Linked DNA regions of Mus musculus: all the other regions are linked to region 5. The links are chromatin loops, found by intact Hi-C in ENCODE. Cell type or tissue: heart. All regions are shown on one strand.

What was found. Hi-C counts contacts between places; a loop is a spot of excess contacts. Peaks named below come from ENCODE experiments on the same cell type or tissue, not always from the same donor. Only the 100,000 strongest peaks of a DNase experiment are listed, where the experiment ranks them.
Region 1: it touches region 5 in a loop (11-fold over the local background); 14 of 42 quality-filtered maps call a loop at or near these places.
Region 2: it touches region 5 in a loop (4-fold over the local background); 7 of 42 quality-filtered maps call a loop at or near these places.
Region 3: it touches region 5 in a loop (15-fold over the local background); 20 of 42 quality-filtered maps call a loop at or near these places.
Region 4: a loop joins it to region 5, with 8 times the contacts of the local background. A loop is called at or near these places in 23 of 42 quality-filtered maps.
Region 6: it touches region 5 in a loop (4-fold over the local background); 10 of 42 quality-filtered maps call a loop at or near these places.
Region 7: it touches region 5 in a loop (2.5-fold over the local background); 6 of 42 quality-filtered maps call a loop at or near these places.

What each region holds. Positions count from the first base shown.
Region 1 is chr16:10,272,230-10,276,229 of GRCm38, forward strand. No RefSeq gene overlaps it. Among named protein-coding and RNA genes, the nearest start is that of Gm24667, 36 kb to the left of the region's middle. In heart, CTCF peaks have their summits at 228 (motif pointing right) and 2,424 (motif pointing left); no DNase peak of the experiment used is centred here.
Region 2 is chr16:10,207,052-10,211,051 of GRCm38, forward strand. It overlaps Atf7ip2 (activating transcription factor 7 interacting protein 2), which reads left to right. Exons shown (of 11, transcript NM_153123.2): 4 at 2,083-2,217; 5 at 3,954-4,000. Among named protein-coding and RNA genes, the nearest start is that of Atf7ip2, 16 kb to the left of the region's middle. In heart, a CTCF peak has its summit at 1,973 (motif pointing left); no DNase peak of the experiment used is centred here.
Region 3 is chr16:10,519,217-10,523,216 of GRCm38, forward strand. Ciita (class II transactivator) reads left to right here. Exons shown (of 19, transcript NM_001302618.1): 15 at 1,752-1,838. Among named protein-coding and RNA genes, the nearest start is that of Dexi, 22 kb to the right of the region's middle. In heart, CTCF peaks have their summits at 2,185 (motif pointing left) and 3,800 (motif pointing left); DNase peaks (open chromatin) are centred at 2,195 and 3,804.
Region 4 is chr16:10,396,903-10,400,902 of GRCm38, forward strand. No RefSeq gene overlaps it. Among named protein-coding and RNA genes, the nearest start is that of Tekt5, 3.4 kb to the left of the region's middle. In heart, a CTCF peak has its summit at 2,442 (motif pointing left); a DNase peak (open chromatin) is centred at 2,449; H3K27me3 peaks cover 124 bases.
Region 5 is chr16:10,086,984-10,090,983 of GRCm38, forward strand. No RefSeq gene overlaps it. Among named protein-coding and RNA genes, the nearest start is that of Rpl39l, 81 kb to the right of the region's middle. In heart, a CTCF peak has its summit at 1,925 (motif pointing right); no DNase peak of the experiment used is centred here; H3K27ac peaks cover 327 bases.
Region 6 is chr16:10,278,805-10,282,804 of GRCm38, forward strand. It overlaps Emp2 (epithelial membrane protein 2), which reads right to left. Exons shown (of 5, transcript NM_007929.2): 5 at 2,945-4,000. Among named protein-coding and RNA genes, the nearest start is that of Emp2, 33 kb to the right of the region's middle. In heart, a CTCF peak has its summit at 1,660 (motif pointing right); a DNase peak (open chromatin) is centred at 1,677.
Region 7 is chr16:10,252,991-10,256,990 of GRCm38, forward strand. No RefSeq gene overlaps it. Among named protein-coding and RNA genes, the nearest start is that of Gm24667, 17 kb to the left of the region's middle. In heart, no CTCF peak of the experiment used is centred here; no DNase peak of the experiment used is centred here.

The sequences.
Region 1 (4,000 bases), 190 kb after region 5:
ACAGCAGACACCTTCAGCCACTGAGCCCTCTTGCCAGCTGAAAGAATTATGACATGCTAAAGACCACAGGAAATCTAAGCTATATTACCACCCATTTTTTAAGGGTTAATTCATTAAAGGATTATGGGATATCTTTTGCCAGACACTGAAATAGGCACTGATGTGGAGAACAACACTGGGCAGTAAGTCTTTATCTAAGAGAACAATTCTAACACATGACCGCCAGGTGGCAGAAGTGTCTTTTTCTGCAGCTGAAAGAGCACATATCTCACCTGAAGTCTCTATCCAGCCTAATTCCTCCCCGGATCTCCATGTAGATACCCAATGCTTTGGCCTTTGCATCCTGAATTTCGCCTAGAATGATCTTGCTGTAGCTTTTCTGCCTTGATCTTCCTGACTGCAGCCTCCCTTGAGTACCCCCCACCCCCTCAGGCAGATGGGCTAAAGTCCTCAGGGCTGGTGGGCTTTAACCTCAGGCCACATTGTGTCCTTGCCTTTTCATGAAATCTGTACCTGAATGACATAAGACTCTGCCAGCTCACTGCAGGTCCAGTATACGTGAAAGGATATCCGAAGCCATTAAGGTTGTGGAAGCTAGTCTGCTGTCTGTGAGAGTGGGGAATGCTTTCCCTATGGACAATCACCCAGAGATGACAACATGAACCATTCGATTGGGAAAAAACAATCTTGGCAGCAGAGGACAAAGGAAAATTCAGGAAGGCAATTTTTTTTTTTTTTTGTAAAAAGGGTGTGCCAGAACCCGAACGCTGACAGCAAGCAGGACCAAGATGGCCTCTGTCTTTATCCTTGACATAGGTAAAGAATGCCTCTCTCATCCCATAATGGGGGCTCCACAGCCTGACATGCTCGGCAGAGGGGAAGAGTGGGAGGGTATTTGTTGGATTAACTATATTTGAGAGAAAAAGAAAATCCCTTTCAACTTCTCTTTACATCTTTAAAATGACTACCCTTCAGAGGTAACTCTAACTACCATTATGGAACTAGGTCAACAACCAGTCTGGCTTTTTCCAGGTGTAGCAGTCAGGGCAGTCCTCCAATGGGCCCATCTAAAAGACCCCCAAGAGTGTGCTGGTAGTTATCTGTGTAATAGCCAGGTGTGAAGAAGAAAGAACGACCTGGACTGGCACCTGAGAGAGATGAGATGAGGGCAAAGTGTGTATGCTGAGTGCTGTCTTCTTAAAGGGATGTGAAGGTGACGTTCATATTCTATCGGTCCTATTCCTTTAAAGAAGCTTGACTAATCCAGTTTTGAAGAGTGCGGGTAGCAGATAAAGAGAAGCAGCAGACACCCAGCAGGACATCAGCAAATTGATGTTTACAACAGACAGAACTGAGCTAGGGGAACCCTTCTAGTATGACGGACACCACAAGAAAACCTACCAAACCAACTAACCTCCGCCTATAGTGCCTCACTGAGACCGAGCCAACACCCAGAAAGCATGCAGGGGGTGGTCCTGGGCCCCCTACACATATGTAACAGATGTGCAGCTTGGTCTTCATGTGGGACCCCTAACAGCAGGAGCAGGAGCTGTCTCTGACTCTGCTTCCTGCCTTTGGACCCTTTCCCCAAACTGGGCTAACTTGTCTAGGCTCAATAGAAGATGTTCCTAGTCCTACTGCAACTTGATATGCCAAGGCCTGTTGATATCCATGGGAGGCCTCCCCTTCTCAGAGGAGAAAAGGAGGGAGGCCAGAGAAATGGTGGGGAGGGAGAGGGAATGGGAGGAGAGAAGGGAGGAAAGCTGGAATCAGATATCAAGTAAATAATGTACTTAAAAAAAACAAAACAAAACCCTATGAAGGCGGAGTTAAAAGACCTTGGAGAGCACAGGATCAGCAGACTCTGCCCATGGAGCTGTAACAAAAAAGCAAAAGCAAAGTGGGGAGGGGGCCAGTGGTTCAGAGTGATTACATGGTTACATATGTGCCACCCGCACACACACAGGCACAAATCTTCTTCTTCTCCTCCTCCTTCTTCTTCTTCTCCTTCTCCTTCTTCTCCTTCTCCTTCTCCTTCTCCTTCTCCTTCTCCTCCTTCTCCTTCTCCTTCTCCTTCTCCTTCTCCTCCTCCTCCTCCTCCTCCTCCTCCTCCTCCTCCTCCTCCTCCTTCTCCTTCTCCTTCTCCTTGTCCTCCTTCTCCTCCTCCTCCTTCTCCTCCTCCTCCTCCTCCTCCTCCTCCTCCTTCTCCTTCTTCTTCTTCATCTTCATTATATTTAAATACAAAAGCCAGGGTACCCAGGGCTCAATGGGCAGAAAGAGAAGTAAATAACAAACAGCAAACAGGAGTCTGGGGGAAAAGGAATAGTCTGAGCCAGATATAGACAATCAGGAGCAGGCACGGAGAGGCAGCACAGCCGCACCTCTGGCCCACTCTCTACCTCCACTGCTGTGGCCGCCCCCTACTGGCAGCTTGTCTGGCATGTGAGCCACCAAACCTTCAGCTCCAGCTGGAATTGTACTTTCCCAAATTCTCCCTGGGCTGCTGCAAATTCACAGAGGCTCTCTAAGTCTACAATTCCAAGTGTTGGCTCCCTCTGACAGCAGGCTAGTTTGGGGAGCACACCGGCTGGAAAAACTCCTAAGGCCTAGAAACCAGGAAATACAGCATGTAAAACAATATGTCAAAATTTACAAAACGAAACCTACCTTTGAGGTCTGTTGTTAACCTCTATAGTCTAATATAAAAATACATTGACCTTGGCATTGGTGATACACACCCAGGTTGCAGTCTCTTCCGGGTCTCCGATTCCATGATCTCACCAGGCAAAGTGAAAAACAGAAAGGAAAAGGAAGAGGGTCAGGGGGTGTGACCGTAGTACGCCTGTGGTTCAGGTAGCTCTCAGTGGTATCAGCAAGGTTTACAGGGGACACCACTTTAGTTGATTGATGTCATGTGGTGCATTAACCAAGATAGCAGTGAAATCATATGATCACCACCATCTTGATGATGTCAGGAACCCAGATGGTGGCTGTATTAGTCTGGGTTCTCTAGACTAGTCTCTGTATAGTAAGGGGATTTGTTGATGACTTAGAGGCTGTGAATAGAAGTCCAAGGATCTAGCAGTTGCTCAGTCCCACTAAGCAAGCAGGGAAAGGGAGGGAGGGGGAGGGGGAAGGGGGAAGGGGAGGGGGAAGGGACAGAGAGGAGGGAGAGGGGCAAGGGGGAGGGAGAGGGAGATCTTCCTTCTTCCAGTGTCCTTATGTAGGTCTCCAGCAGAAGGTGTGGCCCAGATTAAAGGTGTGTGTGACCACTCCTGGACCTGGGACTTGCTTTGTCCCAGATGACCTTGAACTCAGAGATCTCCCTGTCTTAAATCTTCTGGGATTCATAACCACTATGCCTCAAGACCTCCATGCCGAGATCCAGGTCAGAAACTTGTATCTCCCAGCCTCCAGATTAGGATCACAGGTCAGCCTTCCATTTCTGGATTGTAGTTCATTCCAGATATAGTCAAGTTGACAACCAGGAATAGCCACTACAGTGGCCAAGTGACAGGGTCAGCTCTACCCTGACAGGGTTGTCCTGCCATGATAGTAACAAAACAACATGGCTACTTTTGGAGCCCATCTCCCATCAGGGCATGAGTGCTATGGAGACAGGAGACAGCAGATACCGTCTAGGCATGTGGGCTAGAAAAAGGCAAAGAAATAGAGGAAGGAGAAAATGACTTTGGTGCCATTTTATCCCACCCAAGAATAATGTGGGCTGAGACCAGATGGATCTGTGAATATTGAATGGGGTCTGGGAGCCTCTGGATTAGCCAGGGAAGCTGTTGTCTCCCTTAACTTGGGGAATCTGTTTCATTAGAGCTCTCCCCCCCCCCCCAATTATTTCCCATTCTAGCATCAGGAGAACTAAGCTATCAGAGGTTCAGCTTCTCACACTCTGATGACCTCCTGCCCCAGAAGTTTATTCTGATTTTGAATGCTTTATCCATTTCCAACCAGCTCCCCTGTGGGGGTGTTGTATGTCAGGCAG
Region 2 (4,000 bases), 120 kb after region 5:
AAACTTCTCTTTATAAGACTTAACCAGAGAACAAAGTCTCTGCTGGGCTTTTTTGAAACTTCCTTTGTCAATGCAATTAATCTGAGTCTCTTCACCTTAGCCTCAGGCAGACTTTTCAGTCAAAGGGCAAAACGTAGCCACATTCTTCACCAAAATATCACAAAAACAGTCTTTATGCCAAATTCTGAAATTCTCCTTTGAAATCTCTTGGGCCAGGTCAACACAGTTCAAATTACTCCCAGCAACAAAGTCTTCCATATTCCTACTAGACTGACCCATTAAGCCCCATTTAAAGCATTCCACTGCTTTCCAAATCCAAAGTCCCCAAATCCACATTCTTTCAAATAAAAGCATGGTCAGGCCTATCACAGCAATACCCCACTCCTGGTACCAACTTCTGTCTTAGGGTTTTACTGCTGTAAACAGACACCATAACCAAGGCAAGTATTATTTAAAAAAAAAAAAAAAACTCAACATTTAATTGGGGCTGGCTTACTGGTTCAAAGGGTCAGTCCATTACCATCAAGGTGGGAGCATGGCAGTATCCAGGCAGGCATGGTGCAGGCAGAGCTGAGAGTTCTATGTCTTCATCCAAAGGCTGCTAGTGAAAGACTGACTTCCAGGCAACTAGAATGAGGATCTTATGCTCACACCCACAGTGACACACCTACTCCAACCAGGTCACACCTATTCCAATAAGGCCATACCTCCAAATGGTGCCACTCCCTGGTCCAAGAATATACAAACCATCACTACAATAAGAGAAAAATGATTTACATTACCAATATATTTCTATTTTCAGGAATGATTCTAGTCTAAGTAATCTACTCAATTACATGTCTGTAAATGTCTTGTAGAAGGAGGTGGAATTTTTATTTAGTAGGCTGCCAAATGTGTAAGACAAACATTGAGCTTTACTTACAGTCCAACATTTTGTATTGGTCATGGGTTTTTTTTTGATCAGCAGCAATAGCTATTTATTGATTGCCTTACAATTGTTTACTATTTCATAGATTCAGACAACCTTGTAGTTCATTTTAGAGTCTTGATATATGCAAGTTACATACATACCTCCTCTTCCAAACTAACCTAGGTAAACTGATTTTTAACACTGTTAAGTATACTTCTTGTCTTCATTTTTGCCCAATTATGTATTTCTATGTGGCCTGTCTGTCTGATCAATTATGAGATGAAATATAACTTCAGACTAGGCATAGTGGTCCATTCCTTTAATGCTCAGTGCTTAAGAAAGGCAGAGGTAGACAGCTCTCTGAGTTTGAGGCCAGACACATCTCTAGAGTGACTTCCAGAACAGACAGACAGGGCTATACAGAGAAACCCTGTCTCATAGAAATAAAACAAAACAAAAACAAACAAAGGCCTGGTGTGGGTGGGTGGGTATAATCTTCAATTCTAGTGAAATAACTGTATTCTGGTTCTGTTTTGATGAGTCTGATTGTTATTTGTGTGATAAATGTATATTATTGGAAACAGTAGTCAACTGGAACTATATGAATTGAAGTCAACATTTTGAAGATGAATTTAATTTTTAACATGTTTATGTGCCAAATATTAGATTGTTGTGCAAAATTTAATACCAATTTTTATAAAACTTAACTGGTGTAGTAATGTGCAGTAATTTTTCATTATAAAACATCAGGAAAGAGTAAAGCAGCTTCTAAGCAGTAGAAAATAAGCTGGGTATGGTACACACCTTTAGTCTAGCACCTGTGATACAAAGGCAGATGGATCTCTTTGAGGTTGAGGCTAGTCTGGTCTACTACAGACTAACTGGGTCTACATAGTGAAAAAGTCTTGTCTCAAAAAAGTAGGAGTGAACTGGAGAGATGGCTCAGAGGTTAAAACAATGACTTTTCTTCTAGAAGACCCTCAAGTTCCAGCACCCACATGCCACCTCATGATTATCTGTTAGCTCCTGCTCCAGGGGAACCTGATGCCCTCTTCTGGCCTTTGCAATGTAGCACATGCATATATGCACACAAAACATAAAAATAAAAAGTAGTAAGTGAAATTGTTTTAAAATCTGAAACTTGTATGTTTTGGCTTTTATTTAAATTCTAGGTTAAACATTGGATTCGACAGGAGATTTGCATGATAAACTGTAATTTATTTGATAAAAAACTGAATGAATTGAATGAACGCATTGGGAAGACCCAGTGCAAGAGTAGACATGAAGCAATAGCTGGTGAACTCTTTGTAAGTTTCTAATTTCGTTTTCTTCCTTTTAATATGTGTAGAATGTGGTTATATGCTGCATGTTGGGAAAGGGAGGCAATAAAATAGTAGTTCTCAACCTTCCTAATGCTGCAGCCCTTCAGTATAGTCCCTCATATTGTGGTGACCCCCAACCATGAAATTACTTTTGTTGCTACTTCATAATTGTAAATTTTTTTCTGTCATAATGTCATGACCCACAGATTGAGAATCACTACAATAAAAGAAGCCCCAATTAGTTTAAGATTCGAGAAATAGTCTTAGTTCTAATAGGCATGCTGTATTCATTGAGGGTTATCTGTGGTATGTAAGCATTTTCTTTCCATTCTGATATGTGTCTTATTAGAACCTACATAATTTATTTTAAGATCTTTCAAACTTTGCCTTTTTTTTTGGAAAAAAAAAGATTTCTAGGATTTATGACATTTTTGACCAACATCAATTTTATTACAGACAAAGTTTCCAGTTTTATTTTTTGAGGTTGGATCTGGCTATATGCAGTCTAGGATAACTTTGAACTTATATCATTCTGCTTTAGTTCCCTTAATTTTGGAATTGCAATCATGTACCACCAGAACAAGCCCCTTCCCTTCTTAACTATCTTATGTAACCGATTGTCACTTACCAGTTTTCTACATTTTGGGTTCTGTATCTATACTTACTGCAGGCTGCATCCTTTTAATGTGATGTAGTCTCATTACATAGCTCCAACTACCTCACCATCCTGGAATTCACTATGTAGATTAGGCTGGCTTCTAATTCACAGAGACTTGCCTGTCACTGACTCCTTAATGCAGAGATTAAAGGCATGCACCAATATAGACAGACTGAAAATATTCAGGGAAAAAGTGTTTGTGTTAAACATATACCATCTTTTTGTCTGGTCATTATTCTCTGAACAGTATGGTGTAACAACTCTATAGTAACATTCCTGTTGTATTAGATAGACACTGTAAGTAAAGATAATTTAAAGTTCACAAGAGGATGTGTGTATGGTTTTAACATCTGCAGATTTTTGTATCTATAGAACCTGGAACTATTCCTCCATGGATAGCAAATGATGATGACCATGTAAGAATTTATCACTGGGGCTGGTGATATAGCTAAGTTGTAGTGCTAGCATAGCTAGTAGTAAGTCCTGAGTTTGATCCCCAACAAATATAAACAGGGTATGCTTATGTACAACTTGATTACCCAGAGATAGAGGCAGGAAAACTAGGAATTCAAAGATATCTTTGGCTACATACCCTATCAAGGCCACCCTGAAATACATAAGACCATACCTACAAATAATAAATTAAATAAATAAATAAATAAATGCATTTAAAAAGTAAAGATGCTAGCTAAGAGAATGGAAGAATAGAAGACATTCCCTGCTAGGGGGTCATTAGAGTCTAGAATTATGAAAAGTTGCCGGGCAGTGGTGACACATGTCTTCAATCCCAGCACTTAGGAGGCAGAGGCAGGCAGATTTCTGAGTTCAAGGCCAGCCTGGTCTGCGGAGTGAGTTCCAGGACAGCCAGGACTACACAGAGAAATCCTGTCTTGAAAAACATTAAAAAAAAACAAAAACAAAAAGTAATGAAGTAAAAGAAAAACCTTTTCATTTATTTGTGTAGATGCCTGCATTTCATAAGACTACTTGGTCAAGTTTGTTTTCATTCTTTTGTAGTATTTGGTACTCTGTTTTGGTATTCACTTAGTTTTCTTTCTTCTAGGTAAAAATAAGAAGACTTCAAAAACGCATCAAAACAGTATTATCATC
Region 3 (4,000 bases), 430 kb after region 5:
AAAGTTTAATGCATGAAAACTGTTCTGGGATGTTGGAAGAGACAGGATAGGTTGGGGCTTAGCAGTGGAAACACTGAGCGGTGGAAGTTGTCTTTAGCTGTTTTATGCTTTGGGAAGTTAAGGTAGAATGGGTGTGTGGGAGATGGACATGATACACCCGTGATCCCAGCGCTGGAGAGACTGGGGCTGGAGGATCTTTGAGTTCAAGGCTAGCCTGGGCTACATGACACCTTGTTTCAGAACAAAAGATGTAAAAGGGGCCAATAAGATGCCTTAGAGGGTAAAGGCTCTTGCTGCACATGCCGGGAGATAAGAGTTTGGTCTCCAGAACTCATGTAAAAGCATGTCAATGCAGAAACATTGCTCTCCTCCTAAAGCGGTTAAGAGTTTATTTGGGAGCCATCTTGAGTGACCGTGGCTCAGAAACACAGATCTAGGTAATCTCAGACTCCATGTTCCAACATGGAGGCAATTCCATGAAGTTTTATAGTTTTAAAGAACAAAGATAGCCATATAAAATACATTGGCATGGCCAGACAGTTGTGGTGCATGTCTTTAATGCCAGCACTTGGGAGCCAGAGGCAGGCGGATCTCTGTGAGTTCGAGAACAGCCTGGCCTACAGAGTTTCAGGACAGCCAGGGCTACACAGAGAAACCCTGTCTCGAAAAACAAGAAACAAAACAAAACAAAAAATATATTGGTAGGAACCCGAGAGAAGCAGGTACACCAAGTAGGGGGAGCTTTTCTACAGGCCCAAGATGTCATCTGAGGGCAGTCTTAGCTTTTGGATTGGTGGAAGCTAGTGGTCAGCTAAGTTAATAGAGCCCAAGAGGTTTTATCCACCAGCCACACTTCTGACACAGAGGTGGGTAAGGACTGGCTGTTCTTGGGCCTCTCCCGACCTCTCCACAATCTTTCAATCAGTCTCTGCGACACAGAGTCTTTCTAGGAATTCTAATTCACAATATAATAATAATAATAATAATAATAATAATAATAATAATAATAATAATATAGAAGCACTGAGAACATAGTGATGATAAAGCACTTATCTAGGACACACAAGGCCCTAGGTTCAATTCCCACAACAAAACAAATAAACCATTTTTTAAAAAATCTGTCAACACTCCATCTTATAAACAAGGTTAAGAAGCCTGAAAATACCCAAGGATTCATGTGTACATTTCCTGATGTGTAATGTCTCTATAATTTACAATGGTCCAGGTATACCACAAGATAGATTTCCCTCCCTTCTCCACTCTCCTTCTGACCTTTTTTAAAAAAATATTAATTTGTTTATTTACTTTACATCCTGATCATGGCGCCCCCTCCTCTCAGTCCTCCCTCACACAGCTCCTCCCTCCCTCCCTCCCTCCCTCCCTCCCTCCCTCCCCCTTCCTTCCTTTCTATTCCCGGACACATGAGCATTTATTAAGTACCTACTGTATGTAGAGCTGGAAGATAGCCCTAGGGGAAAAGGCACTATCAAATTAGACAGCAGGTGGAGGAGAGGACCTCTCTCTCTGCTCCCACCTCTCCCCTCCCCTGCCAGCCCACTCTCTCTGTAACAAACCCTTCATATTGGTGAGTGGTTTCTGTAGGTTCATCCTCATTACCCATGACCCTTCCCAGGGCTGGCTATCATGGCTGTGTGGCTACAGTCCCCTGTGAAGCAGCGAGTTTCCAGCCGGTGAGGAAGGGAGAGCCTTCCACTTAGGTCCTGGACCTTCTCCTCCCTGTGTCTCCTTAGCTTGTCCCAAAACAACATCACTGATGTGGGTGCCTGCAAGCTTGCAGAAGCTCTGCCAGCCCTAGCCAAGTCCCTCCTAAGGCTGAGGTGAGTGAGGTACCCCCCACTGAATGGGCTGGGGAGATGGGGGTGGGGTGGGGCTGGGGGGAGGTAGGGGTGAGGGGGGTATAGGACCCCCTTTTGCTGCTCTTTGTGGCACATCACCACAGCCTTGGGGCAAGTCGCTTACTAGTTCCAAGTCTCTATTTCTTCATCTGTAAAATATGAACCATGTCAATGGATCATGTGTCATACTCCAGCGCTATCCCTAGTGAGCAGTAGTAGATGGTTGCCCTTTACCCAAGGAAGAGCCCACTGGAAAGCCCTGCAGTGCTGGCTTCTGGGCTGTCCACCACTATTCCAGCTAGTTCTCACACTGCCACCTTCTGGAAGACCTTGGTGTAGCAGCTCCAACTTCTAAATTCCTTTCAGCAAGTCTTTGGTACTAAGGGGCCTGAGAGGGAACTGAATTTGGCCCAGAGCCCCAGCCATTCAGCTCAGCAGTAGCAGCTCTTGGCTAGCCATATAGGAAAGGATTTCCTTCCCCAAGTCTAGGAGAGGTGTCTGCTATGCACCTCTACTGAGGCAGCCACTCCTACAGCCTTCCAAGCAGGTCCTCTTTGTGCCCTGCAAAATTCATAATGTGTGTACTCGTTACCTAAACTAGGTTGTGCTAAGTGTATAGGATTCCCTAACATGGGTGTCTTGGGGGTCGGGGGTTGGAGGTCAGGAAAGTCTAGGTCATACGGGCAGGTGCCTGTGGGCCAGGAAGGCATACTAACTACTATTGTTGCTGAGACCAGATACCAAACAAAGACAACCTAAGGAAGGGAGGAAGGAAGGAAGGAAGGAAGGAAGGAAGGAAGGAGGGAGGGAGGGAGGGAGGGAGGGAGGGAGGGAGGGAGGGAGGGAGGGAGGGAGGGAGGGAGGGAGGGGTTCTTTGGGTTCACAGTGTGAGGTGCAGCCCATGATGGTGGGAGGGCATGTGGCAGGAATGTGAAGGCGACCGGTCCCATTGCATCTGCAGCCGGGAAGCAGAGAGTACTGAGTGCTGTGCTCAGCCTGCTTTTCCCTTTTACATTTTAAAAAAATACTGTGTGTGTATGTGTGTGTGTACATGTGTGTGTATGTATGTGTGTGTGTGTTGTCTGCATATACACCTATATGGCAAACACACACACGGTACCTGCAGTGACCAGACGATGATAGTAGGTCTTACTGGACTTAAATGGCTTACTGCTATTTCATAATATTGAATACATTCATTCCAACTACAAAGTCCCCAGAGTTTCCAGGTTTTCTTCTTCCTGTGGCCAACCCAACTCACCTTCTGTGGTAGCTCATTTGGCCCTGAGCAGTTTCTGTGTCACACTGTGAGACCTGAATGATGCATAGCCCACAGCATAAACCAAGAGCCTACCTGCTCTCCCTACAGTGACCCCCTCCTACCAGTTCTACAAATGAGCAGCCGTGTGGGTAGGAAGTAGACTGGATAGGAAGAGGCACGTCTTTGAACCTGGGAAGCTCCTCCCCTTATAATTTCCATGCTTTGGGCTGAGAAAGACCTCTCTCCCTCTCCCTCTCCCCCTCCCCTCCCTCTCCCCCTCCCCTCCCTCTCCTTTTCCTTCTCTCCCCTCCCCCAGTCTTTCCCCTCTTTCCCCCTTCTTTCTTTCCTCTCTTCTCTCTTTCCTACCCCCTCTCTCTTTCCCTCTCCTTTTCCCCTCTCCCCTCCCTTCTTTCTCCCTTCCTCGTGTGTGTGTGTGTGTGTGTGTGTGTGTGTGTGTTACTGAGTATGAAGCCCAGAGCTGTTTCATATATACCGGACAAGCATTCTACTACTGAGCTATAACCCCAGCCTTCTTAACTTTCTGTTTTTGAGGGGCTGTGGAGATGGCTCCACAGTTAAGAACACTGGTTGCTCTTGCAGAGAACTTGAATTCCATTTCTAACACTCACTTGGTAGCTCACAACCATCTGTGAACTCCAGTCCCAGGGGAATCTGATGCCCTCTTCTGGCTTCCTTGGGCACTGCACCTATGAAGCACAGCCATCCATGAAGGCAAAGCACTCCCCCCCCACACACACACACACATATAATAAACAAACATCCATGCACACATATAATAAACATTTTTTAAGTTCTAATTTGAGACAGGGTCTCATGTATTCTAGGCTGGCCTAATTTGTAATCCCTCTGCCTCAGTTTCCTA
Region 4 (4,000 bases), 310 kb after region 5:
TGGCCTTGGTGGAGGAAGTGTGTCAGTGTGGGAGTGGGTTTTGAGGGCTCCTAGTGCTCAAGCTCTGCCCAGAGAAGGAGACAGTCTCTCCTGGTTGCCTTCAGATCAAGCTCTGCCCCGTGAGGAGGAGACAGTCTCTCCTGGTCGCCTTCAGATCAAGATTCTCCTTTTCCAGCACGAGGTCGGCCTGCACACTGACATGTTTCCTACCATGACGACAATGAACTGGACCTCTGAAGCTCTAAGCCAGCCCCCATTAAATGTTGTCCCAGGAGTTGCCTTGGTCGTGGTGTCTCTTCACCGCAATGGAAACCCAAACTATGATACTCTGTATCTTTGATTGTAGAGGAGATTGACCAGCTATTCATATTTGTCAACCCCCATAGAACACTTTAGTAAAACTGAATGAATCAGGGCCAATGAGATGGCTCAATGGATAGACACTTGCCACTAAACTCGATGACCCAAGTTCAGTTCCCAGGACCCATGTGACAGAAAGAGGGAAATAACTTCTGCCAGCTGTTCTCTGATGTCTGCACAAGTTTTGTGGCACATGTATGCACCCCCTACACACACACAACACACACACACACACACACACAAATTATATATATATATATGCATATATGCTTTAGTTAGGGTTTTACTGCTGTGAACAGACACCATGACCAAGACAACTCTTATAAGGAAAACATTTAATTGGGGCTCTCTTACAGGTTCAGAGGTTCAGTCCATTATCATCAAGGTGGAAACATGGCAGCATCCAGGCAGGCAAGGTTCAGGCAGAGCTGAGAGTTCTCCATCTTCATCTGAAGGCTGCTAGCAGAGTACTCGCTTCTAGGCAGCTAGGATGAGGGTCTTTAAAGCCCACACCCACAGTGACACACCTACTCCAACAGGGCCACACCTTCTAATAGTGCCACTCCCTGGGCCAAGCATATACAAACAATCACAATGTGTGTGTAATTTTAAATTTTTAAGTAAATTGTTCATAAATTATACTTCATTGTGCTTGAATTTTAAAATATAGAGGGAAGACTTTGAGCTCCAGGAAGCTGACACCACACTTGTTTTTCTTTATAATTAAACCTCCAGCACCGTGTACAATATCAAACATCTAGAATGAGAGCCTTACCTCTCTGGGATGTGTTTCATCCTATTCTATGACAATTTTGTTGCACTGAGAAACTCCCTCCACCCTTAATCACTGAGAGTAACAACAACACAGTGCTGACTGGGAAGAGTACTGCTGTGTCGGTCCTTACCCTCTCTGGGAATGGGAAAGAGAAACCTGGCTTTCTGTGGCTCTGGTTCACAGGTGTATCAGTTCGTTTCCAAAATACCTGAGGCTGTTAATGGATCAGCAAAAGGTTCATTTTGGCTCATAATTCTGTCACTTACAGTCTGTAATTAAGTAGCCCCTGCTTTGGGTTCCTGACAAACTGTGCCCTGAGAAGGCCACACATCATGGCCAGAATGCGGTAGAGGAATAGTACTATACCATGAGCAGAGAATCAAAGAGAGGAAAGAGGAGGCAGGAGCTGTAACCTTCTTCTTCAACTACAGCCCCTCCCCCATCACTAAATACCTTTCCTTAGGCTCTACCATCTTTAGCAGTGTCACCCTTGGGACCAAGCCTTCATCATAGGCTTTCAGGGACATTCAACGTTTGAGGCTTAATGGTGATTTTCTTCTCAGTTCCCTATAAGGAGTGCAGATGAGCAGCCAGAATGTAGAGAAATGGCATTTATTAGCCACATGGGGTGGACTGCTGTGTTACATATTCCAATATGTCCTTTCCATGGGGTGGGGTAAGAAAAGCAGTAGGCTCTGGTCTGCAGACTTACACCACGGTATCTCCTCAGTGTGATGTCACTCATGAGAGGTATCTCGAAACAGATGCCCTGCAAAGACTCTGTACACTTACTTGGGCATTGAGCGACAGCAGGCCTCAGAGGACATTAGGGGCACAGAGACAGCAGAGACACATGGTGGCCCTGGCAGAGCAGCTGGGGCAGATCCCAGAGGTGTGGCTGATGACCCATCCAGAGGGTGGAACTGTCTGTCGCCCTGGGCTGCAACGGTTAGTTAATATTGATGTGGAGGTATTTCCAAGGACCTGGGCAGAGTGGGGAATGACGGAGCAATGGTTGAAGCTCAGTCTTGGTGAACCTTTCCTAGAAGCACCTAGTAGGTAATATGAAGTCAAAGCAGAAAGGGAAGGTTGGCAGCCACCCACAGCTGACAAGGACATAGGCGAGGTTGCCACGGCTGTCTGCTGTGTGCTAGAGGGTGGAAACATTCACACACCGAGAACACAGTTTGTTGTTGTTTTCAAAATCCAAAAGGAAGGAATAGGAAATTCTCTACCCACTAAGCTCCTTTTGATTCCATTGCCTGATTACTTTGATGATAGACCGGGGTGCAGCGCCACCTGCTGGCTGATTCTAGGATTGACCCATATGCATGTGTTTGTGGATGCTGACAGGGTCTGCAGGTGTCACAGTGCACACATGGAGGTCAAAGACCAACCTGCTGGAGTGGGTTCTCTTCTCCCACTCTGGTGCTGTGTTTGAATTCTCGTTCTCTAGCTTGAGAGCAAGGGCCTTTTCCTGCTGGACAGCCTAACCAGCAGCACGCTTTCCTTCCTTCACATTGCTTTTTTTTTTCCTAACAACATTGTTGCACCCTGAATCCTTCTCATCTTTCTCTTCTTTCTTCTTTTTTTTTTTTAAGATCTATATGTTTTTATTTTATGTGTCTGTCTGTCTATCTGTGTATCACATGCATTTCTGGTACCCTTGGAAGCCAGAAGAGGGTGTTGGGGTGTGTGACCCCTTGAAACTGGGGTCACAGATGGTTGTGAGCTGCCACATAGGTGCTGGGAATTGAACCTGGATTCTCTGTAGGAACAATCAGAGCTCTTGGCTATTGAGTCATCTTTCCAGCCCTACGATGAGCAAGCCTTAACCAGACCTGTCCAGCTGAACCAGCAGCTGATTCTTCATCCTTTATGCCTCGGCTTCTAGCCTTGTTTGATCCAGACATTTGCAGTGTGATTGGTGTAGCTTTCTGACATTGGCCTCAGTTTCCCCTCTGTAAATAAAAGAGCAGGGCTTGATCTCCACAGCTTTCACTATAACGCTAAATTTATTTAACTACAAAGGTGAGGGACCCTTGCTCCTTGCAAGCTCTGGGTTCATGTCTTTTTTTAATTTTTAAAATAACAAAAACTATAGCGCAGACAGCTGGCCACCGTCCGGACCAGAGGACAGGTGTCCGCCTGGCTCGGGAGGCGGCCTCAGCCTCAGCAGCAGCGGTCGCCATCTTGGTTCCGGGACTCAGCAGAACTTAGGAAATTAGTCTGAACAGGTGAGAGGGTGCGCCAGAGAACCGGACAGCTTCTGGGACAGGCGGAAGCACAGAGCCGCTGAGGCAGCACCCTTGGCGGGCCGCAGACAGCCCAGCCGGCCACCGCCCGGACCAGAGGACAGGTGTCCGCCTGTCTTGGGAGGCGGCCTCAGCCTCAGGAGCAGCGGTCGCCATCTTGGTTCCGGGACTCCCTGGAACTTAGGAATTTAGTCTGCACAGGTGAGAGTCTGCACCACAGAAGCTGACAGCTTCTGGGAACTGCCAAAGCAACACAGCTTCTGAGAAAGGCCCTGTTTTGGGCCTTCTTCTTCGACCAGGAGGAGGTCCAAAAACAAGATATCTGCGCACCTTCCCTGTAAGAGAGCTTGCCAGCAGAGAGTGCTCTGAGCACTGAAACTCAGAGGAGAGAATCTGTCTCCCAGGTCTGCTGATAGACGGTAACAGAATCACCAGAAGAACAATCTCTAAACAGAGTCAACTATAACTACTAACTCCAGAGATTACCAGATGGCGAAAGGTAAACGTAGGAATCCTACTAACAGGAACCAAGACCACTCACCATCATCAGAACCCAGCACTCCCACTTCGCCCAGTCCAGGGCACCCCAACACACCCGAAAACCTAGACC
Region 5 (4,000 bases):
TCAGTGTCAGGGTTACAGTGCAGACACTGGACACCCAGCTCAGTGTCAGGGTTACAGTGCAGACACTGGACGCCCAGCTCAGTGTCAGGGTTACAGTGCAGACACTGGACGCCCAGCTCAGTGTCAGGGTTACAGTGCAGACACTGGACGCCCAGCTCAGTGTCAGGGTTACAGTGCAGACACTGGACGCCCAGCTCAGTGTCAGGGTTACAGTGCAGACACTGGACGCCCAGCTCAGTGTCAGGGTTACAGTGCAGACACTGGACGCCCAGCTCAGTGTCAGGGTTACAGTGCAGACACTGGACGCCCAGCTCAGTGTCAGGGTTACAGTGCAGACACTGGACGCCCAGCTCAGTGTCAGGGTTACAGTGCAGACACTGGACGCCCAGCTCAGTGTCAGGGTTACAGTGCAGACACTGGACACCCAGCTCAGTGCCAGGGTTACTGTGCAAACACTGGACACCCAGCTCCAATTTCTTTCAGTGAGATATTGTTAGAATTATATCTATATTTTTTAAAGATGAAAAAGTAAATGAAACACAACAAACTGTATTGTCAATTACAGGAGGAAGACCCAGCCAAACCCCAACACTAGTGCCCCAAGGAGGCCCACCACCATTCAGGGGCTACCATTCAGATAAAGCCAGATCCTTAATAATGCGACAAAACAAAATTTCATAGCCCAGCACACCTTTAATCCCAGCACTCTGAAGGCAGGTGGATCTCTGTTTCAAGGCTAGCAAGTTCCAGGACACCCAGGGCTACACAGAGAAATCCTGTCTCAAACTAACAAACATAATTTTATAGTCAGAGATGGTGGTTCATGTTGGATTTCAAACCCTATTAACCCTATTAATATATAGGCAATTCCACTGAAATTAGTTAGCAATTGCTAATTCTATCACCTGTCACCAATTGGTGTGCCTAGTATGTGCTGCTAGATCTTCCCCCTTCCCTCCCTCCCTCCCTCCCTCCCTCCCTCCCTCTCTCCCTCTGTCCTTTTCTCTCTCTCTGTCTCTCTGTGTCTCTCTCTGTGTGTCTCTCTCTGTGTCTCTCTCCCTGTGTGTCTCTGTGTGTCTCTCTTTTGGTGTGTGTCTCTCTCTGTATGTGTCTCTGTGTGTGTATCTCTCTGTGTGTGTCTCTCTCTGTGTGTCTCTCTGTGTGTATCTCTCTGTGTGTTTCTGTGTGTGTGTCTCTCTATGTCTCTCTGTGTGTCTCTCTGTCTCTGTCTGTCTGTCTGTCTGTCTGTCTGTCTGTCTCTTTCTCTTTCTCCCTCTTTCCCTCCCTCCCTCTCCATTCTCTCTTTCGGGTAATCTCTCTTCTCTTTCTGCCCCTGCCCAATTCCTGGGGACGAGTGAACTCGTACAAAGAGCTGCTCCTCAATACACCTGCTTTTATGCTTTCAATCTAGCTTGAACTGGCTTACTTCGTCAGCAGAGAAAACCTATTTTCTTGGTGTTGAAGTCCTGGGAGATGTTGAGCCCCTAGCCCAGTAGCCAGGCCAACCCAGCCATGTGGCGCGCCCCCCACCCCTTTTTCTCTCTGTCTGATGTGATCGACTTTCAACGGGATAAGCCTTTCCGCTCCCCATTCTTTCCTAGCCATTGCCTAGAAATACCAGATAACTTCTGGGTCGATCCCCTGCCAATCCCCAACCTTGCCAGAGCAAGCCAGTTCCAGAACAAAGACAATCTATGTTCCGGGGAACCTTTGGATCCAGAGACAACTGATACAAGGCTGTCACATAGAACGCCATCGTTTGGGTCTCTAGTACATGCTGGGAAAATGGTCACCACTGAGTGTAAACCCCAATCCTCAGACGCCCCTGGGGTACCTGCAGCAAAATTTATTCAAATTGTGGCTGTCCCAGACCTTGTGCCCATAATGCCTGATTTTCCTTTGTTCCGTAGCCTGGCCTCAGTAGGTAGTCTAAATGGCCACCAGAGGGCACTCTAGACTTCAATATGCCCCCTGATCCTGAAAATTCCTACCGGAGTACAGGCAATTAATCTGAACTTCCTTATTTCCGGTTTTTTTTTTGGGGGGGGGGGGACCACGCTCCTGTTCCTTTGCTCAGAATCAATATTCTATAGCTCAAGTACTACTAGCAGGGATGGTCATGCTAAGAGATCTCCTTGTCTCCGAAGACTTGGCTCCCAAACCTTCTATCTGCTTGTACGAAACACACACACCTGTGCCCCACCTTAATGGCTGCTCCGACCAAGTCCTTAATCTAACCACTCCTGAGATATGTATGAAGCATTTGTCTGTGAATTTGATTCCAAGTTCTAGAGACTAGTTCTGTAGCCTGCTGTGACCTACAAGTGGCACTGGCTCTTATAGCCTACCACGTGTACCATGTGATTGGCTTTCTGCAGCCAGACTGCACTAAACTAAGCATGCTCTCTCTTCCTTCATGAACTTGGATTTTATTACATCAGTCTTGGTGCCATTCTAAGGCCAGAAACTGGCACACCTGGTTTCCAAATTCCCACTGCCACGGACAAATGATTCTGAAATATTTCATATCTAAACTCACTCAGCCCTGAGGGTTCTGCATCCCCACTCTCAAATCTTTTATCTCTAATTTCTTTTTAATCTGCTCTCTAAAAGAAAATAGAAAATATTTTAGACTGTGGTGTAAACTCTTATCTAAGGATTTGTAAGTTTCTCCTTGGATATAGTTTAAGATCTATATAATCTGCAACAAAATTTGGCTTTCAACTTATAACAAAAAGGTTATCATTAAAAAATCTATCTATACATGGATAACTGTATATGTGATCCAACTATTGTTTAGGGTATATGTGCATATAACATAGATGCAACTCATTAAAAATTGATAGACAGAAAGATATAGATCTACTAGGAAAACAAATGTTTTTAAATAACAACCATTTGGGGGGTTCAGGAATAGCCACACAAACCATACAAACACTGGTCTCAGCTAATCAAGAATAGTTTATTGAATACACACCCCAAGACTGATCAGTCAGGATCACAGAATACTCAGGAGCCAAACTGTGATGCCAATCTGTTCTTTTGGTTTGGTTTGGTCTGGTTTGGTTTGGTTTGGTTTGGTTTGGTTTGGTTTGGTTTGGTTTGGCTTGGTTTGGTTTGGTTTTTCAAGACAGGGTTTCTCTGTGTAGCCCTGGCTGTCCTGGAACTCACTCTGTAGACCAGGTTGGCCTTGAACTCAGAAATCCACCTGCCTCTGCCTCCCAAGTGCTGGGATTAAAGGCAATTGCCACCACTGCTCAGTGCCAATCTGTTCTTAGGACAGGTTTTTTAATAGAAAAAAACAGGTTTGAAAGTTTAAAAGGAAGAAAAAGAACTTCAGACCAATTTCTCTTATGAACATTGATACAAAAATACTTAATAAAATACTCCCAAACCGAATCCAGGAACACATCAAAAACATCATCCATCAGGATCAAGTAGGCTTCATTCCAAGGATTCAGGGATGGTTTGATATACAAAAAGCCATCAATGTAATCTACCATATAAACAAATGGAAAGAAAAAAAATCACACAATCATCTCATTAGATGCTCAGAATACCTTCAACAAAATATCCCTTCATGTCAAAAGCATTAGAGAGACCAGGGACACGAGGCACATACCTAAAAGTAATAAAAATAATATACATCAATCCAATAGCCAACATCAATCTAAATGGAGAGAAACTTAAAGCAATTCCACTAAAATCAGGGACAAAACAAGGCTGCCCACTCTCTCACTATCTGTTCAATTTAGTACTCAAAGTCGTAGCCAGAGCAATTACACAACAAAAGGAGGTCAAACTGGAAAAGAAGTCAAAGTATTGCTATTTGTGAATGAAATGATAACATATACATATATATAAAACCCCAAAAATTCTACCAGAGAACTCCTACAGCTGATAAAGACCTTCAGCAAAGTGGCTGAATATAAAATTACCTCAAACAAATCAGTAGCCTTCCTTTATATAAAGGATAAATGGGCTGAGAAAGAAATTAGGT
Region 6 (4,000 bases), 190 kb after region 5:
AGCAACTGGGAGGATTTGAAGGTAAGCGCATGGCTAGAGCCAAAAAATGTCTTTAACAACAGGGAGGCGCTAGAGGATAGGTAGACTAGGGAACCCGCCGAGGTGCCTCTAGCAGGTACTGGAAGAGAGAGGTCTGATGCCCATGAGTTGAAGAATATAGCATATGAAAAAGGAGGGGGGAAGCAGACCCTTCCCAGAAAGGGTGGACAATCTCATTCTCTCATTTGGAGTGGAGGCCCTGTCTCCAAAAGAATCAATGTGCATACTGTAGAGAAACAGGCCACTGGAAGAAAGAATGCTCCAAGATGGAGATAAAAGAACTGACTGACTGAGGGTGTCGGGGCTCACCCCTGGGTAAACCTAAAGGTAGAGGGAAGCCAATAGATTTCCTGGTAGTTATCAGGGCACATTCAATCCTGAAACAACCCATGAGATCCCTATCCAATTAAAAAAAAATCATGGACCCAAGGGGTTACTAGGACTGATCAATATTCATGGACTACCTGAAGGAAAGTAGATCTAGGAATGGGACGTGTAACTCACTCTTCTATGGTGATCCCAGGCTGCCCATATCTGCTCTTAGGCCAAGACCTCCTAACCAAAATGGGGGTGCAGATCCATTTCAGCCCTGAGGGAGTACAGTTCCTGAATAAAAATACATGTACTGATTGTGGCATTAGAAGAATATAAACTATGTCATATCTCCTCCAGACATTAATAAGGACCCATATCTAGAGAGGTTATGGGAAGAAATCCCAGGGGTATGGGCTGAGAAAAAAATCCCATGGAGCTGGCTAGGCATTGTGCCTCAATCCTGGTGCAGCTAACGGTCAATGCCAGCCCAGCTAGGGTGCCAATACCTCAAGTCTAGGGAGGCAAGACTGGGAATAGTGCAACACATAATTTGACTCTGGGAGCAGGGGGTACTGGGTCCTTGCCAATCTGCCTGGAACACACCCCTTTTTTCAGTAAGAAAACCTCACTCCAATGGCTACCAGCTCATGCAAGACTTAAGGGAAGTCAATAACAGGGTAGAAGATATTTATCCCATGGTGCCCTTACACCCTACTGAACAGTTTGCCTCCCAAGGGAGATGTCTATGCCATATTGAATCTTAAGGGTGCCTTCTTTAGTTTGCCACTAGCCCCGGCTAGTCAGCCTTTGTTCACTTTAGAATGGAGCGACCCAGAGATCAGATTCAATGGGCAGCTAACGTGGACCAGGCTGCCACAAGGATTCAAGGACTCGCCTACCATCTTTGATGAAGCATTGCCTGAAGACCTGGGTGAGTACAAGCAAGCCCACCCCCAAATAACTCTCTTGCAGTATATCAATGCAGTATATTGTAGCTGCCCCAGACAAAGAGACTTACCGTTTGGCAACTGGTGTCCTTTGCTCAGTCAGAGAGCTAAACCGGATGGGATATTTGGTGTTTGAAAAAAAAAAAAAAAAAAAAAAAGCACATCTCTGCCAAAATGAGGTAACATACCTCCAGAACATACTCAAGGGAGGGGGCAACGTCTGCTCTCCCAGGCTAAAGAAACGATTCTCAACATTTCCGTTCTCAAGACCTGGCATCAAATTCGAGTTCCTGGTTTCATCAGGACTGCAGACTGAGTACCAGGATTCACGGAGATTGCAGAGCCTCTCTATGATGCCACCAGGGGGCAGGAGAGTACCTTAAACTGGACTTTGGAGATGGGCAAAGCTTTTCATGGGCTCAAGGAAGCACTAGATGAGGTCCCAGCACTTGCCCTGCCAGACATCAATAAGCTTTCCCACTTGTATGTGGGTGAAAACAAAGGCATAGCCAAAAGAGTACTGACTCTTGGAAGAGGCCAGTGGTGGCCTATCTGTCTAAGAAATTGGAATCTGTTGCATCAGGATGGCCAGCTTCCCTGCATATTGCGGCAGCTGCTGCTTTGCTGGTCAAGGACGCAGATAAGATCACCATGGGACAAGAACTGATTATAACCACCCCTCATGTCATCAAGGGTGTGCTCAACCACCCCCTCAGACCGCTGAGTATCTAATGCCCGACTGGGTATCTAATCCCTGCTCCCGAACCTGCCCCTCATTACGTACCACCCACTCCCCCCCACACACCTTAAATCCCGCTACTCCCAAACCCATACCTGTCTCCAAACAAGAGTCAACATTCATTTCTCAGCTTCCATAGCACTTTCCTGCCATATCTGCTTTTGGGAAACAAAACTCTGCCTTGCTATGTGATAAATGACAATTTTGGAATTTTTTGGTGTCTTTGAAAAACAGAAATATTATGTTTCTCCTTTAATCCCAGGTCTGGGATATGGGGCTGCTTCAAATTGTCCACAGCAGCTGACTATGATTTGCCTCATGCTCTGGTAGGGACATGATTTTGTCAGCTGCAGCTTGTTTCTGTGATTGTGTAGTATTTGGAATTCTGAACTTTTCAGAGGGTATATAAATGCTATGGCCCTGAGAGGCAGTGAGGGTTGTTGGTTGCTGTTGGTCACTGGTAAGCAAAGAAGAAAAAGAAAATATTCTTACAGGGAAGATTAAGCTCCCTGAAAAGAATTTGATGCTCTTAATCATCAGGAAGTAGTCTAGTGATACCATCACCCTTTCCTCTCCTTAAGGGGCTGAAGGGGTGGAGGAAAAGGGCTAGAGAAGGGTGAAAGAAAGAACCCACAAAGTAGGCACCAAAAAGTGCCAGCCACCAGTAACCCCACCTGGGTGGGTTTACTGATGAAGCTCCTGCGGAGGGAGTGGTTGTGTGTAGTGAGTCTGTCTTTGGGCATAGTAGGTCCACATCCAGCTTTAGTTTATAGGGAACATTCTAGAATGTCAGCCCATTTCTCAGGTATACCAGGCCCACGGGCATTAGCAGAGGGTAGGAAGGGGCAAGAAGAATCTTGCTTCCCCTGCATCCCGGACCACAAACAAACACCATACAATTATCCAAATTCTTTAAACAGAGACCCAAAATAATTTTAATGCAAATGACAAACATGGGTTAGTCTGTCTCTGTTGCATACCCCACCCCCTGAATTACAGTACTTTATAAAAATGTAAGATACGCAAACTAAAGTTCCTTTAAATACAGTAACAGGTTTTGGTCCTAATACTTGCTTCTTGGATAACGCAGCTGTCTCTGCTGTTCTTTGATAACTAGTGATAAGCACCAATTGAGAGCTGATCCTACCTAGGAGAAGGGTGGATCTGTTCTCGCTCACACCCTCACCTCTTCTTAGCATCCCAAATGCAGGGCATAGAGCAGGAGAGGCACTTCTCATGGCACAGGTGGCTGTAGGCACAGGTGGCTGTAGGCACTGGAATGCTGGCCACAGTGGCAAGCAGAGACAACCCACAGGACTATTCCCATAGCGTTGGACAAGGGCACTTCCATAGCCCTGGGGTTCTGAAGTGGGAATCTGTGCTGGTCAGGTCAGGCTTTCAGGCCTCTGGTTCTAAGGTGGTCTGTCTGTTTCCATCATGATCATCAGAACAATTTTTAAACAAGTATTACAGAAAAGCCCCCAAGGGGAAGGTATGGAGGACACTTTAGATTGGCCTCCTTCCTTGGGCCTCACAAGACAAGGAGAAACTCTACGACCTAGCCAGCAGTGAGCTGTGGAAAGTTCATTAAGGCAACAGGTGATCGTTTGCCCTGTCGCTGTCCCATATCACCTTGGCAGCCCTGCTAAGGGAAGGAAGGAAAGGAGGATAGAAGAGAGGGAGGAAGGGAGGGGAGTCCGTTTGTACTGAGGTGGTGTCAATGATGGCCCTAAAGCCACTCAGACTCATCATCCCCCCAGCTCCACTGGGACTGAGCTAGAGGCAAACATCCCCTCCCCTCAGGCAGCTTACATGTGAATGTGTTTAAACAACACAAATATACACACCCTGTCCCAGAATCACCTCTCCAACTCGATGCTCAAAAATGGAAAAGGGTGTTCAAGGGAGAAGGTTGCCATCACAGAGCTCCTGGGACTCGGGTGTTGTCACTCTTCCAGGA
Region 7 (4,000 bases), 170 kb after region 5:
AAGCACACGTGGGACAATCCAGACCAGATTACAAGGCCACTAACCAGGGTGTTCAACCACAAAGGAAGTACTCCAGTATACAGAAGGCTGAAACTTGAGAATCATGAGTTTGAGGACAGCCTAGGCTACACTATGAGACCCTGTCCAAAGGTAGCAACAACCAAAAAAAAAAAATAGATGAACCCAGGCAGTGGTGGCATATGCCTTTAATCCCAACACTTGGGAGGCAAAGACAAGCAGATTTCTGAGTTCAAGACCAGCCTGGTCTACAAAGTGAGTTCCAGGACAGCCAGGACATACAGAGAAACCCTGTCTCGAAAAAAATCAAAAAAAAAAAAAAAAAAAGTTAAGGAAAAAATCGATGAAGTCACTTGTACTTCATTCAGCACGGTCTGAAGAAGGTTCCCAGGAGAGTTTGTCTAAGTGCACGTCTGCTGACTTGGGCTTCTAACTGTATTCTGTTCTAGAGTGGTGCTTCTGCTTTTAGGTTTAAACAGCTAACTCTTTCACTTATATGCATCTGTCATTGTCACCTGTCCCCTTCTTGTGTACTAGTTTATCACTGGGCTAAATACCCTGCAAAGCCAGATGAACTAGCATCTGAATCCCCTCAAAACTGTGATGACTTCAAACACAAGGAGAGTTGAATGGGCACTTTGAAGGTGCTTATGCTAAAAAGTATACATTCTTGGATTTGGGCTCTAATTGCAGGATAAGGACTTGCCTCCACACCTCCATGCCCCCATTCCTCCATGACCCCATGGCTCCATGGCCCCTTGCCTCGATGCACTCGTGCCCCCATGCCTACAAACCCTCATGCCCCCATGACTCCATGCCTCCATGCCCCCTTGCCTTAACGCCCTCATGCCACCATACCCTCATGCCCACATGCCTACATGGCTCCATTCTTTAGAGGGAGACCTGCTCCATTGCTCTAGCACAGTGGATCCTGATGAGAAGAGGCAGACCATGGTTTTAAGGCGTTTATTGTAGAAAGGCATAGAGAGGAAGAGAGTAGGGAAGTAGAGGCTGACCATGGCCACATGGAGAGGGAAGGGAAAGGAATGCAGAGAGAGGGGGAGCAAGAGGGCAAGAGAGAAGCAAGTGGGAAACAAGAGTAAGAAAGAGAGGAGGGGACAAACAACCCCTTTTACAGTGGGCCAGGCCTCTCTGGCTGTTGCCAGGCAACTGTGGGGAGGAACATACCAGGCTGTTGCCAGGTAACTGGTGGGGCCTCCTGTTGGGAGCCTAGTGTCTGTGAGCGTGGCAAATGGGTCTTCCATCTCTTGCAGGAACACCTGCTGGGTCTCTGGGTTTAAACCAAACTCCACCAGAAAACAGATCTTTCACCATCCCACTACATGCACTCTTGCCCCCATGCCCCAAAGCCACCATGCCCCATGCCTCCATGCCCTCATGCCCCCATGGCCTCTCGTGCACATGCCCTCATTCTTCCAAGCCCTCATGCCTCCATGGCCCCATGCCTCCCCCCAATCCCGAGGGGCCTTTATGCCCACATGCCCCCAGGCCTCCATTCCCTCATGCCACCATGACCCCATACAATCATGTCGTCCTCAAGGTTCCATGTCCTCCTGCCCTCATGCGCCCATGCCCACATGCCTCCATGTGTCCATGACCCCATGATGCATGCCCTCATGCCCACATGGCTTCATTTCCTTATGCCCCCATGACCCCATGCCTACATTTATCCATGCCCCCATGCCTTCATACTTCCATGTCATAATGGCACTATGACCCCATACATTCATGCCCTCATTCCTCCATGTCCTCGTGCCTCCATGGCCCCATCACCCTATTCTCCCATGCACTCATGCCTCCATGCCCTCATGACTCCATACAATATACAGATTCAATGCAATCCCCATCAAAATTCCAACAATTCTTCATAGAGTTAGAGCAATTCTCAAATTCATCTGGAATAACAAAAAACCCAGGATAGCGAAAACTATTCTCAACAATAAAAGAACTTCTGGGGGGGAATCAGCATCCCTGGCCTCAAGCAGTACCACAGAGCAATAGTGATAAAAACTGCATGGTATTGGAACAGTGACAGGCAGGTAGATCAATGGAATAGAATTGAAGACCCAGAAATGAACCCACACACCTATGGTCACTTGATCTTTGACAAAGGAGCTAAAATCATCCAGTGGAAAAAAAGACAGCATTTTCAACAAATGGTGCTGGTTCAACTGGTGGTCAGCATGCAGAAGAATGCAAACTGATCCATTCTTACCTCCTTGAATAAAGCTCAAGTCCAAGTGAATCAAGGACCTCCACATAAAACCAGATACACTGAATCTAGTAAAAGATAAAGTGAGGAAGAACCTCGAACAGATAGGCACAGGGGAAAGTTCCTGAACAGAACACCAATGGCTTATGCTCTAAGATCAAGAATCGACAAATGGGACCTCATAAAATTACAAAGCTTCTGTAAGGCAAAGGACACTGTCAGTAGGACAGAACGGCAACCAACAGATTGAGAAAAGATCTTTACCAACCCTACATCTGATAGAGGGCTAATATCCAACATATGCAAAGAATTCAAGAAGTTGGAGTCCAGAGAACCAAATACCCTATTAAAAAATGGGGTTCGGAACTAAAAAAGAATTCTCAACCAAGGAATACCGAATGACTGAAAAGCACTTAAAGTAATGTTCAGCATCTTTAGTCATCAGGGAAATGCAAATCAAAACAACCTTGAGATTCCATCTCACACTGGCCAGAATGGCTAAGATCAAAAACTCAGTGGCAGCAGATGCTGGCAAGGATGTGGAGAAAGAAGAACACTCCTTCCTCCATTGTTGGTGGGATTGCAAGCTGGTACAACCACTCTGGAAATCAGTACGACAATTCCTCAGAAAATTAGACATAGTACTACCAGAGGACCCAGCTATACCACACCTGGGCATATAATAAGGACACATGCTCCACTATGTTCATAGCAGCCTTATTTATAGTACCCAGAAGCAAAAAAGAACCCAGATGTCCCTCAACAGAGGAATGGATACAGAAAATGTGGTACATTTACACAAAGGAATACTACTCAGCCATTAAAAACAATGAATTCATGAAATTCATAGGCAAATGGGTGGAACTAGAAATTATCATCCTTAGTGATCACAAAAGAACACACATAGTATACACTCACTGATATGTAGATATTAGCCCAGAAGTTTGGAATACCAAGATACAATTCAGACCAAATGAAGCTCAAGAAGAAGGAAGACCAAAATATGGATACTTTGGTCCTTCTTAGAAGGGGGAACAAAATACCCATGGGAGGAGATACAAAGTGTAGAGCAGACACTGAAGGAAAGACCATCCAGAGACTGCCCCACCTGGGGATCCATCCCATATACAGTCACCAAGCCCAGACACTGTTGTGGATGCCAACAGTGCTTGCTGACAGGAACCTGATATGGCTGTCTCCTGAGAGGTTCTGCAAGTGCCTGACATATTCAGAGGTGGATGCTCTCAACCAACCATTGGACTGAGCACAAAGTCCCCAATGCTTCAGTGGAAGAGCTAGATAGAGAAAGGACTGAGGGAGCTGAAGGAACTTGCAGCTCCATAGGAGGAACAACAATATGAATCAACAAGTACCCCCCAGAGCTCCCAGGGACTAAACCACCAACCAAAGAGTACACATGGAGGGACCCAGAGCTCCAGCTGCATATGTAGCAGAGGATGGCCTTGTTGGACATCAGTGGGAGGAGAGGCCCTTGATCCTGAGAAGGCTCAATGTCCCATTGTAGGGGAATCCCAAGATAGGGAAGTGGGAGTGGGTAGGTTGGTGAGCAGGGGTAAGGGGGTGTGGGATAGGGGGCTTTTGGAGGGGAAACCAGGAAAGGGGATAACATTTGAAATGTAAATAAATAAAATATCTAAGAAAAAAAGAAAAGAAAAAAAGCAGACAGACCTTGGGTCTGAACTCTGCAGCCAGTCCCACAAAACCCAGAGGAAGCTCCACTTCCAGGCT